Linked DNA regions of Homo sapiens: region 2 is linked to region 1. The links are chromatin loops, found by intact Hi-C in ENCODE. Cell type or tissue: A673. All regions are shown on one strand. Region 1 has its middle 590 kb from the start of LINC00290. Region 2 has its middle 530 kb from the start of LINC00290.

Region 1 (5,000 bases):
ACCCACAAACACCCTCACTCATTCTTTCTCACTCACACTCACCCACACACTCACACGCACCCACAAACACCCTCACTCATTCTCTCACTCCACTCACCCACACACACGCACCCACAAACACCCTCACTCATTCACTCTCACTCACACTCACCCACACACACGCACCCAGAAACACCCTCATTCACTCTCACACACGCACCCACACTGACCCACACTCCCCCTCATTCACCCTCACCCCTACTCCCCCTCATTCACCCTCACTCACCCACACTCACCCTCATTCACCCTCACTCACCCACACTCACCCTCGTTCACCTTCACTCACCTTCATTCACCCTCACCCACACTCACCCACCCAATCACACCCACACCGATGCTCACTCACCCACACACCCTCACTCACCCACACACCCACCCAATCACATTCACACACACCCTCACTCACCCTCACCGTCACCCACACACCCACACACCCTCACCCTCACTCACACTCACTTTCACCCTCACCCACACTCACTCACACTCACCCTTAGTCACACACCCACACATTCACACATACCCACACACCCACACTGACCCACACACACCCTTGCTCATTTACTCTGTCACACTCACCTACACACTCACCCACACTGACCCAAACTCACCCTCATTCACCCTCACTCACCCACCCAAGCACACTCAGCCACACTGATGCTCACCCTCACCCACACCCACATACACCCTCACCCACACACCCACCCACTCACATTCACCCACACCCTCACCCTCACCTACACCCACTCACCCTCACACTCACACACCCTCACACTCACCCTCACCATCACCCACTCTCACCCACACACCTGCACCCTCACTCATACACCCTCACCCACACTCACACCCACACTCACAATCACCTACACTCAGTGACCCTCACCCACACTCACCCTCACACACCCTCACTCAACCTCACTGACCCTCACACACACCCACACTCACCCAGTCACACTCACCCTCACACATTCACATTCATCTGCATTCACCCTCACCCCCACACTCACACCCTCACCTCATCTCACCCACACTCACCCTCACTCACACCCAGTCACCCTCACTCACCTACAGTCACCCACACTCACCCTCACACTCTCACACTCTCACCCCCCACTTCCTCCCACTCACCTGTATTCACCCACACCCACTCTCACATTCACAGTCACCCACTCCCACACTCACCCTCACCCACTCACCCTCACCCACAAACACCTTCACTCACCCACTCACCCACACTCCCTCCTGCTCACCCACACTCACCCACATTCACCCTCACCTGCATTCACCCAAACTCCCTCCCGGTCACCCACACTCACCCACACCCACTGTCACACTCACACTCATTCACACGCCCCCACACTCACACTGGGCCCTGAGGACGCACCAGCTCAAAGGGCTAAAGGACACCTCTTGGGGATGTGGGAGGAAACTGGAGTCCCTGGAGTAAAGCCACACAGGCCGAGGGAGAAGGGGCAGATCCTGTACACACCGGGGGCCCGATGGGTAGCAGCTGTTTTCTCTTCACCATTATAACAAAACAACCCTGTAGGGACCAATGTTATTGTCAGACCTGAAGTGTAATGAAGCGCCCCCTTTTTCTAAGTGGGTCTCACTCACAGAGATGCCATTAAAAATTATTCCTGGCCAGGCGCAGTGGCTCACGCCTGTAATCCCAGTACTTCGAGAGGCCGAGGCGGGTGAATCACCTGAAGTCAGGAGTTCGAGATCAGCTTGGCCAACACGGTGAAACGCCGTCTCTCCTAAAAATACTAAAATTAGCCGGGCGTCTGTAATCCCAGCTACTCGGGAGGCTGAGGCAGGAGAATAGCTTGAACCCGGGAGGCGGAGCTTGCAGTGAGCCAAGATCATGCCACTGCACTCCAGCCTGGGCAACAGAGTGACACTCCATCTCAAAAAAAGAAAGGAAGGGAGGAAGGAAGGAAGGAAGGAAGGAAGGAAGGAAGGAAGGAAGGAAGGAAGGAAGGAAAGAAAGAAAAAAGACTCCTAACTCCCAGCTTGTCACTCTTGGAATAGAGTGCCGTCTCTTTTACAGGGTATGAGGAAGTGGGAGGGAAGGTGAAAGGAGTCATTGCCAGAAGGGCCCAGGGTCTCCCAAGACTAACGCATCCTTCCTGGTTTCACGATGCCATTAGAGCCAGAACAACGCCTTTACTTTTTTCTTTTTTTTGGAAGGCAGTCTTGCACAGATCCAAACCAGGTGGAAAAATGCTTAAGGTTTCCCCACTTTCTCAAAAAATGTCATCACTAGTCCCAAATCAGTTAACCCTTTGCTCACATAAAATGCATTTGTACTCCTTAAATGCACCAACAAATAACGATTCCAGTTGACCCTGTTAAATCTAAGAACACATAAGAGTAGGATTAAACAGTTTGGCAGGCAGGTTCTCTGACTGCTGAACTCTTGGAAATACAATCACTCACCCTAGATCCTTTTTCCTCACATAAGGGCTATGAAGCGAGCTTTCTAACTATCCTTCAGCTGAGCACATAGCTTTCTTCAAGGAACGAACACCACTTCATCCTAATTGCTATTGTTTCTTTTCATAGCTGGCACTATCTCTGCCTTCTTGGCTCGTGGACTGTGCGAGAAGCAGATGTAAGGGGAGGGCTTTAAACTGAGAAGGGAAGACAGGTAGTAAATCTAAAATACAAAATTAATTAGGAACTAATTCAGGAAGAGAGTATAACTTGCTGACTTTATTGCCATCTTCAAAGCAGATGGGGCGGTGGTAAAATTCCCTTTCAGCAGCAAAGTGAAACAACAGTCAAATGTGAATTCCATCTTAATAATTATTTTTGCCTAAATACAGCCCTCCTTTGAAGAGACAGAGACTAGCAAAAAATAAACTTACAATTACGTGTTAGTGCAGGGAAGATGTGGTCTGGATAACACCAAGGGGATTGGCAAAGACATTCATCTCTTTGTTCAGAAATCATTATATCGACCTTGACTTACTGGCATGTAGCAGGCTCAGGCTGGCCTGCGCAGCAGCAGAGTCCCACCCTCCATCCAGCCAGGCCCCCCTGGCCAGCTCATTCTCCTTCACTGATTAAAGTAAGGAGAGCAAGTCCCTCAGTCACAGGATCCCCAAGATGAAAGGCATTTAAAAATAGTTTGGAACACACACAAAAATCTTCCTTTACCATTAATAAGGATTTCTCTTGTTTATTTTTTTCGATGACAGCTTTTTAGAAAGAGCCTATTGTTTTGGTTTGTGAGAGACAGAAACTTGTTAGTTTTTCTTCTTTTAAGTTAAAAAAGACTAACGGGAGCTATTAGCAGTTGGAGTGAAACTCATTCTTCATTGCCAAAATCATAAATGTTATATCATGTGAAAATATAAATGTCAAAGGATTTATGGTAGGGTGGCCCTTTAAACACCCCAAATCCAATACAAAGCAATCTACTATTGTAATGCATAGACAGAAAAATATCCCTTTTTCTTTTTAGTATATTACACTGGCAGAGATACTCTGAAAATAGTTCAGGATCAGAAAAACGTTCATGGCCCTTGTGTTGTTATCTTGCAAATTGGGGACTATCTATACTCACCCTGCTCTCCCTGTAGAGCCTGCACTCAAATCCCAAATGTTCTGTGAGAACTGGCGAAGACACCTCCTCCAGGGAGCCTTCCCTGATTTACTTCCCTTTAAAAGAATCATGCTATTGACTTGAATCTTTCAGCAATTGTGGACCGAACCCTTTACCAGGATATTTAATACTGACACACACTTTCAGATCTGTTTCATTCTCTTTTAAAATGTAATGCTAATAAAATAAATAGCTGCATATTGCTAATGCACGTTATCTTAGACATATACATCTAATTTCCAAAATTAGATTGACGGTTGAGGTAGCATATTTTTAAATCACAAAATAGGGTTGTATATATTTTTCCATCTGTTTGGGGGATCCTTTCCCTTTCTTAGTCCAGAATATTCCTATTCACTTTTAAGAGCCAGCCAAATAAGGCTTCTGTTTGAATAAGGGCTTCTACGTGAAGAGCACCACTGCCCCAGCCTGGCACAATCCCAGTCCTTTGTTCGTCTTTACAAGACAGCACTCTGCCGTTTGTGTCTTTCTGGTCTGTTCTCCCATTTACCTGTCAGTATCCACTGAGTTCCGCCAAAGCAGACACATGGATCATTTATTCATGTCTGAATCCCCAGGACACAGAGAATACAAATGTGTAGGCTGTGGTACTCAATCACCGGTATTATATGTTTGAGAATGAATGCTATAACATCGCAACATTTTTAAAAATATGATACAACGATAGCCTTTTAAAGTGTGTTTTAAGACATTTGGAAATTTACACATTCTACTGGGTTACTGTACATTAAAAAATAACCCTTAAATCTAGCAGAATGATAGGAAATAAATTAGCTGGCTTAGGATGCTGTGATATTTCTACATGTGATTCAAAAATTACTCTATTTGAATAAAACTTTTGACGAATGCTGCTCAAAATGTGTTCCTAGAACGGCAACATCATCATCATCCCTGGGAACTTGTTAGAATGCACCTTCTCAGGCCTTTTCAACACCCTCTGAGTCAGAAATCCTGGGGTTGGTGGGCAACAAGCTGAGTTTCAGCAAACCTTCCAGATGATTCGAATGCTCACTAAAGTTGAATAACTATTGTGATTTTATTGGGAGGCAGAGGCACAAGAATCGCTTGATACCAGGAGGCAGAGGTTGCAGTGAGCTGAGGTTGCGCCACTGCACTCCAGCCTTGGTGACGGAGTAAGACTCCATCTCCAAAAACAAAACAAAATAAACAAACAAACAAACTATTGTGATTGTATTGAAATATGAAAATCTGTAAGCAAATACTCTAATTATAATTTTGAAAATAAGATTTAAAAAGAGGAATGCTTTGGTCTTGGATGCAAATGTTTAATTATAGGATGTGCTTATCTCACTTTTTCTTTTGTCACCTT
Region 2 (5,000 bases), 65 kb before region 1:
GTGATTGCAGGAAGGTGACTGGGACCTGGGGCAACCTCTTAGAATGAGTAAAGGGATGTGACAACTATGTGGGGACTGACCTTCGGTTGGTGCTTAATCTCATGTCTTTAGGGTAAAAAACAAAAACTAAAATAATACTAAACAATTTAAAAAGAAAAAAGAATTCCCGCAAATTAGGTTTGGGGGAAAGTGAAGACAAACTAGAGAAATAAATTTGGTTGAAATCAACCTTTGCTAAAAGTAGGCTCCAGAGATGAATTGGAGAGGAAATGTCACAAGATGTGAATGGACAATTTGTTGAGCTTGCTTTCTAGAAAAACAGTAATTTAACTTCAGATAACTTCACTAAATAAAATATTGTATTCCTTGAAACTGAAGTCTTTGAAAGATATATATATATATATATATATATATATATATATATATATATATATAGCACTTATGTAGTGATTTTGCTAAAACACAGGAAAGATGGGACAAGGTGAGGTGTTTCTCACATTGGGTGATTAGGATCACCTAATGCAGCAGTTTTCTTTTTGCTGATAATATTGTTCTCATTTAGAAAAAAGATTAATTTCAAAAGATCAGGAAAATGGTACTTGAAAAATGCATCATTTTTCAGGGTTTCCATTTACAACCTGTTAAACTTTGAGAGAGAACCATTGAAAAGAAAATACCATGAACATGCCTTAATAGTTCATTAAAGCTCAGAGACTGGCTGAAAGATCTATTCATATTATAGTACTCATAATATCAAGAAGTGGAAGAGAAAAAATGCAAGGACCTTGAAAACCATCAACTAAATTGAGAATATCACTTTGGTGTCTCCTTCATGGAGATTGCAATGCTTTTGTGTCTTTCCTTCTTTCTTTTTAATATATGGCTCAAGTTCTAAACAAAATGTAAAATGGCTGTTTTATCACGTTTTTAAAGGGAGGGAGATTGAATTCTTTGGTGAAAACAGTTCAATATAATGCCCATAGACTAACATTAATTACTAATTTTAGGCAAAATGGCACACCAAATTAATTACTGATGAGCTATTTTAGTGGAAATATGCCAGGAATCAGATTGTTTGGGGGCAAAGTGGCTCTGTAATAAATATTTAACACACTGTGGGATATTCTGGTTGCCCTGGTCAGCCTTTCATTTCCTTTGATCCCTGGAAACTATTTTTTGTTGCAGTCAACTGTAACTGATTGCAGATGGCTATTTTTTTTTTTTTGCAAGCCAGCCACTTAATGTACAGTTTCCCATTTCTTCACTTGCTTTTCATCTGACTGTACCTCTAACACATAAGACATAAGACATAGTACCTGAGTTTGTTGCCAGGTGCAATCTGCTAATCATTTAATGCTTTAGATTTGAATCTAATCTGCCTGATGTTTCTAACTATTTATTTAAAATCAGACATTTCTGTAGTGAAAAATCACTTAGAATCTAGTTTATAAGCGGTGAGATACTGTAAGAACATTTTTCCCCATTAACAAGTATGTTGTTCCATTTAACTACAGTATTTTATAAACCAGTATCATGATTGTTTCCTTGAAGTCTTATCTGAAGTCTTTTCCTAAGTTTTCTCTTTCTACTGAAAAACCTGGGATTTCAGAATAGTAGTATGAGCTTGATAAATAATGAATTTTAGTCTGAATCAGAGTTTATCAGCATAATATATTAATTTTCAAAATATGCATCCCTAACATTTTTATTTTATAATGTCCATTATGACTAGAATTTTTAAATAGCAGAAACTGTAGAGTAACTTTTAAAACTGAATAGAAAATCACTGAGTGATTTTTTCTTTTTACACAATACCATAGATTACAAAATTAAATCATATAATCTTCTTCCAAGCACAAATTCAAATTAATTTTTGGACTCACTAATGCTTTTAAGAATGCAGGAGAAATGTTGACTTCCTGTGCTAAATCCAAATGAATAACTTGTAAAGACAGTGTTAACATAATCTTTTTGACTTGCATTGTCCAATACTAGCCACTAGCCACATGTGGCAACTCAGTTGAATTTAAATCAGTTAAGTGAAACTGAAAATTTAATTATTTGCTTGCACAAGTCACATTTAAGTACTCAGTAGCTGCAGATTATGGCGGTTGGTGTATTAGACAGTACAGGACTATGGAATATTTTTGTCATGTCATTGCAGGAAGTTCTAAGGATACATCTGTTCTAGATTTACTTCTCTAATCTCTGGATTTTGGTATATATTAATCTAACAAATGTAACACGTAAAAAGAAAAGTTGCCATTTATTGAGGACCTATCTGCTAAGCACTATACTTGGTGTCTATAATAATGTAAATCCAACGTCATGACCAATTAGATAATTTGTTTAAAAACTGATATAGAGCAAAAGATGATGTCATTTTGAGAATTACAAATACTTTTAATTTAACAACCTTTAAAAAGAACTTACTGAAAAACATAATTTTCAGTATCAAAATAATCATGTTAAACCTAGCCAACTACAAACAGGCTATGAAAATCTCTTATCTATATATGTATATTCAATCTGAATGCTAATAAAAATTTCCCAACCCACAGCTAGGGGAAGAAAAAAAGAAAACTAGATTGGGTTAATAGTAAAATATGAAGTGATTAAAATACTCTTCAGGAATCCATTAATTATATATATATATATTTATTTATATATAAAGGATGTAATTAGATTTTTTTTTTCGAGACATATTCTTGCTCTGTTGCCCAGGCTGGAGTGCAGTGGGGCAATCTTGGCTCACTGCAACCTCTGCCTCCCAGGTTCAAGCAATTCTCCCGCCTCAGCCACCCAAGTAGCCAGGATTACAGGCGCCCGCCACCATGCCCAGCTAATTTTTGTATTTTTAGTAGAGATGGGGTTTCACCATGTTGGTGAAACTCCTGACTGGTCTCGAACTCCTGACCTCAGGTGATCCTCCCACCTCGGCCTCGCAAAGTGCTGGGATTAAACACATGAGCCAGTGATTAGATTTTTATCTCCTGTGCATCAATTTGTGTTTTCACAAACCAACTTAGACCTAGTTTTTTTGTAAATAAGAATTGTTGCATTAAGTGTTCTCTTTCATATATCTTTACATCTTGTCTCTACATACCTCCTCATAAACAATAAACAACACATTAAGTAAACTTTCCAGGCAACATTGTAAATTACACTAATTATCTTAGATACTTTGTTTCTGGAATGTTATATTTAATATCTCACAGTATTTTTTAAAACCTAATTATGTTCAATTTATAAGAATTTATTTACTGGGTAAGAATGTTTAATAGGCTTAATTGATTAGGGCCTCTATATTCGTGCAAGCCCTCACTGTATGAATTTACAGTCCCTGTGAAATCACATCTCATGGAGGTATGCAGTGCAAAATTGGCACAGCTGCACATCTCTGCTCATCATTGAAAGCACACAGTGTTTTCCTTTGACTTTATTTCATGAATGTTTCTGACGAATATATAGCATGTCCTGTACCAAATGACAAGAACAAAACATGTTCACCAATGAGAGAATACTAGAATTTGGACTTGGAACTCAAAGCCATTGGCAGGTGCACTTCTATGCCTGGGATCTCCCTGTACTTCACTGAATATTCTGGAATGCCTAAAAGCAACCCTAATTATTAATTCATCAATTTAATCATTTAAAAATATATGTGTACCTAAGATATACCAGATCTCAGTCTAGGAATATAAAGAATAAAACAGTCCTTACCTGAAGGTTTTTAGATTAGAGAAAAACAGTGACACGGAGGAAGTAATTAAAATATGTTATTAGAACTGCCACCAAATGGATATGCACAAGGTATCGTGGAGGTACAGTGGATAATTACCTAAACCATCCTTGGGTATCAGTGAAAGCTTCTTAGGGGAATATTACCTTAGAGAAATTTTAAAGTTTGGGCAGGAGTTAGCCAGGTAGAGCAGAACTAAAGAAAAGCACTCTAGATAGATATTTAAGAAGACACAGGGCCGGGCGCGGTGGCTCACGCCTGTAATCCCAGCACTTTGGGAGGCCGAGGCGGGCGGATCACGAGGTCAGGAGATCGAGACCATCCCGGCTAAAACGGTGAAACCCCGTCTCTACTAAAAATACAAAAAAATTAGCCGGGCGTAGTGGCGGGCGCCTGTAGTCCCAGCTACTTGGGAGGCTGAGGCAGGAGAATGGCGTGAACCCGGGAGGCGGAGCTTGCAGTGAGCCGAGATCCCGCCACTGCACTCCAGCCTGGGCGACAGAGCGAGACTCCGTCTCAAAAAAAAAAAAAAAAAAAAAAGAAGACACAGAAGGACAACCCAGGAGTGTTTTTCAAGGTTATTCTACAGACTACAATAAATCACAGTAATTATTAATAATTGTCTCACTTACATGGCAAAAAGTCGTATTGTCTCATCAATATCCATTCTTCTCCTTCTTTAAAAATGAAATCCCAGCATTTTAGCTGGGCAGTTGGCTGACCATCTAAAGACTGTATTTCTTAGTCTCCCTTGCAATTAGGCATGGGAATATAACTAAGTCCCAGTCAGGGATATATGAGCAGAAGGAAATTTGTAATTTATTTTTATTTTTTGAAATTTTCATAAAATCTAGCTCCCAGAAGAATGAATTTGTGATTTCTAAACTCTGTCTTCAAAGGAAAGTGGAATGACTTCTATTCTATCTTTAAAGCTGTCTGAAATATAGATGGATGATAACTGGAGCAGCAATCTTAGAATTACAAGATTAAAATTGCATGTTGAGAATGACTGAGCCACAGGATAGGAGAGCCTGGGTCCCTGATACCACAGAGACACCCTAGCAGCACCAGACTGCTTAAACTTGGAATACTATGGGAGAGAATAAATGAATTTGCAACTTGCTTATGTCACTATTATTTTTAGATCTTTGCTAGAGCAATCATCTTTGTTAAGTGTTAAAAAAACATTTTTAACAATAATTTACTTTTATCTTTACGTTACTCTTATTTGACTAGAACTCCTGATGTACCTCAAGAA

What was found. A loop is a pair of places that touch in the nucleus more often than their neighbours do. Peaks named below come from ENCODE experiments on the same cell type or tissue, not always from the same donor. Only the 100,000 strongest peaks of a DNase experiment are listed, where the experiment ranks them.
Region 2: it touches region 1 in a loop (4-fold over the local background); 1 of 110 quality-filtered maps calls a loop at or near these places.

What each region holds. Positions count from the first base shown.
Region 1 is chr4:180,562,257-180,567,256 of GRCh38, reverse strand. No RefSeq gene overlaps it. Among named protein-coding and RNA genes, the nearest start is that of LINC00290, 590 kb to the left of the region's middle. In A673, no CTCF peak of the experiment used is centred here; DNase peaks (open chromatin) are centred at 1,626, 1,786, 2,136 and 2,966; H3K4me3 peaks cover 2,281 bases; H3K27ac peaks cover 4,832 bases.
Region 2 is chr4:180,627,568-180,632,567 of GRCh38, reverse strand. No RefSeq gene overlaps it. Among named protein-coding and RNA genes, the nearest start is that of LINC00290, 530 kb to the left of the region's middle. In A673, no CTCF peak of the experiment used is centred here; a DNase peak (open chromatin) is centred at 2,057; H3K27ac peaks cover 1,731 bases.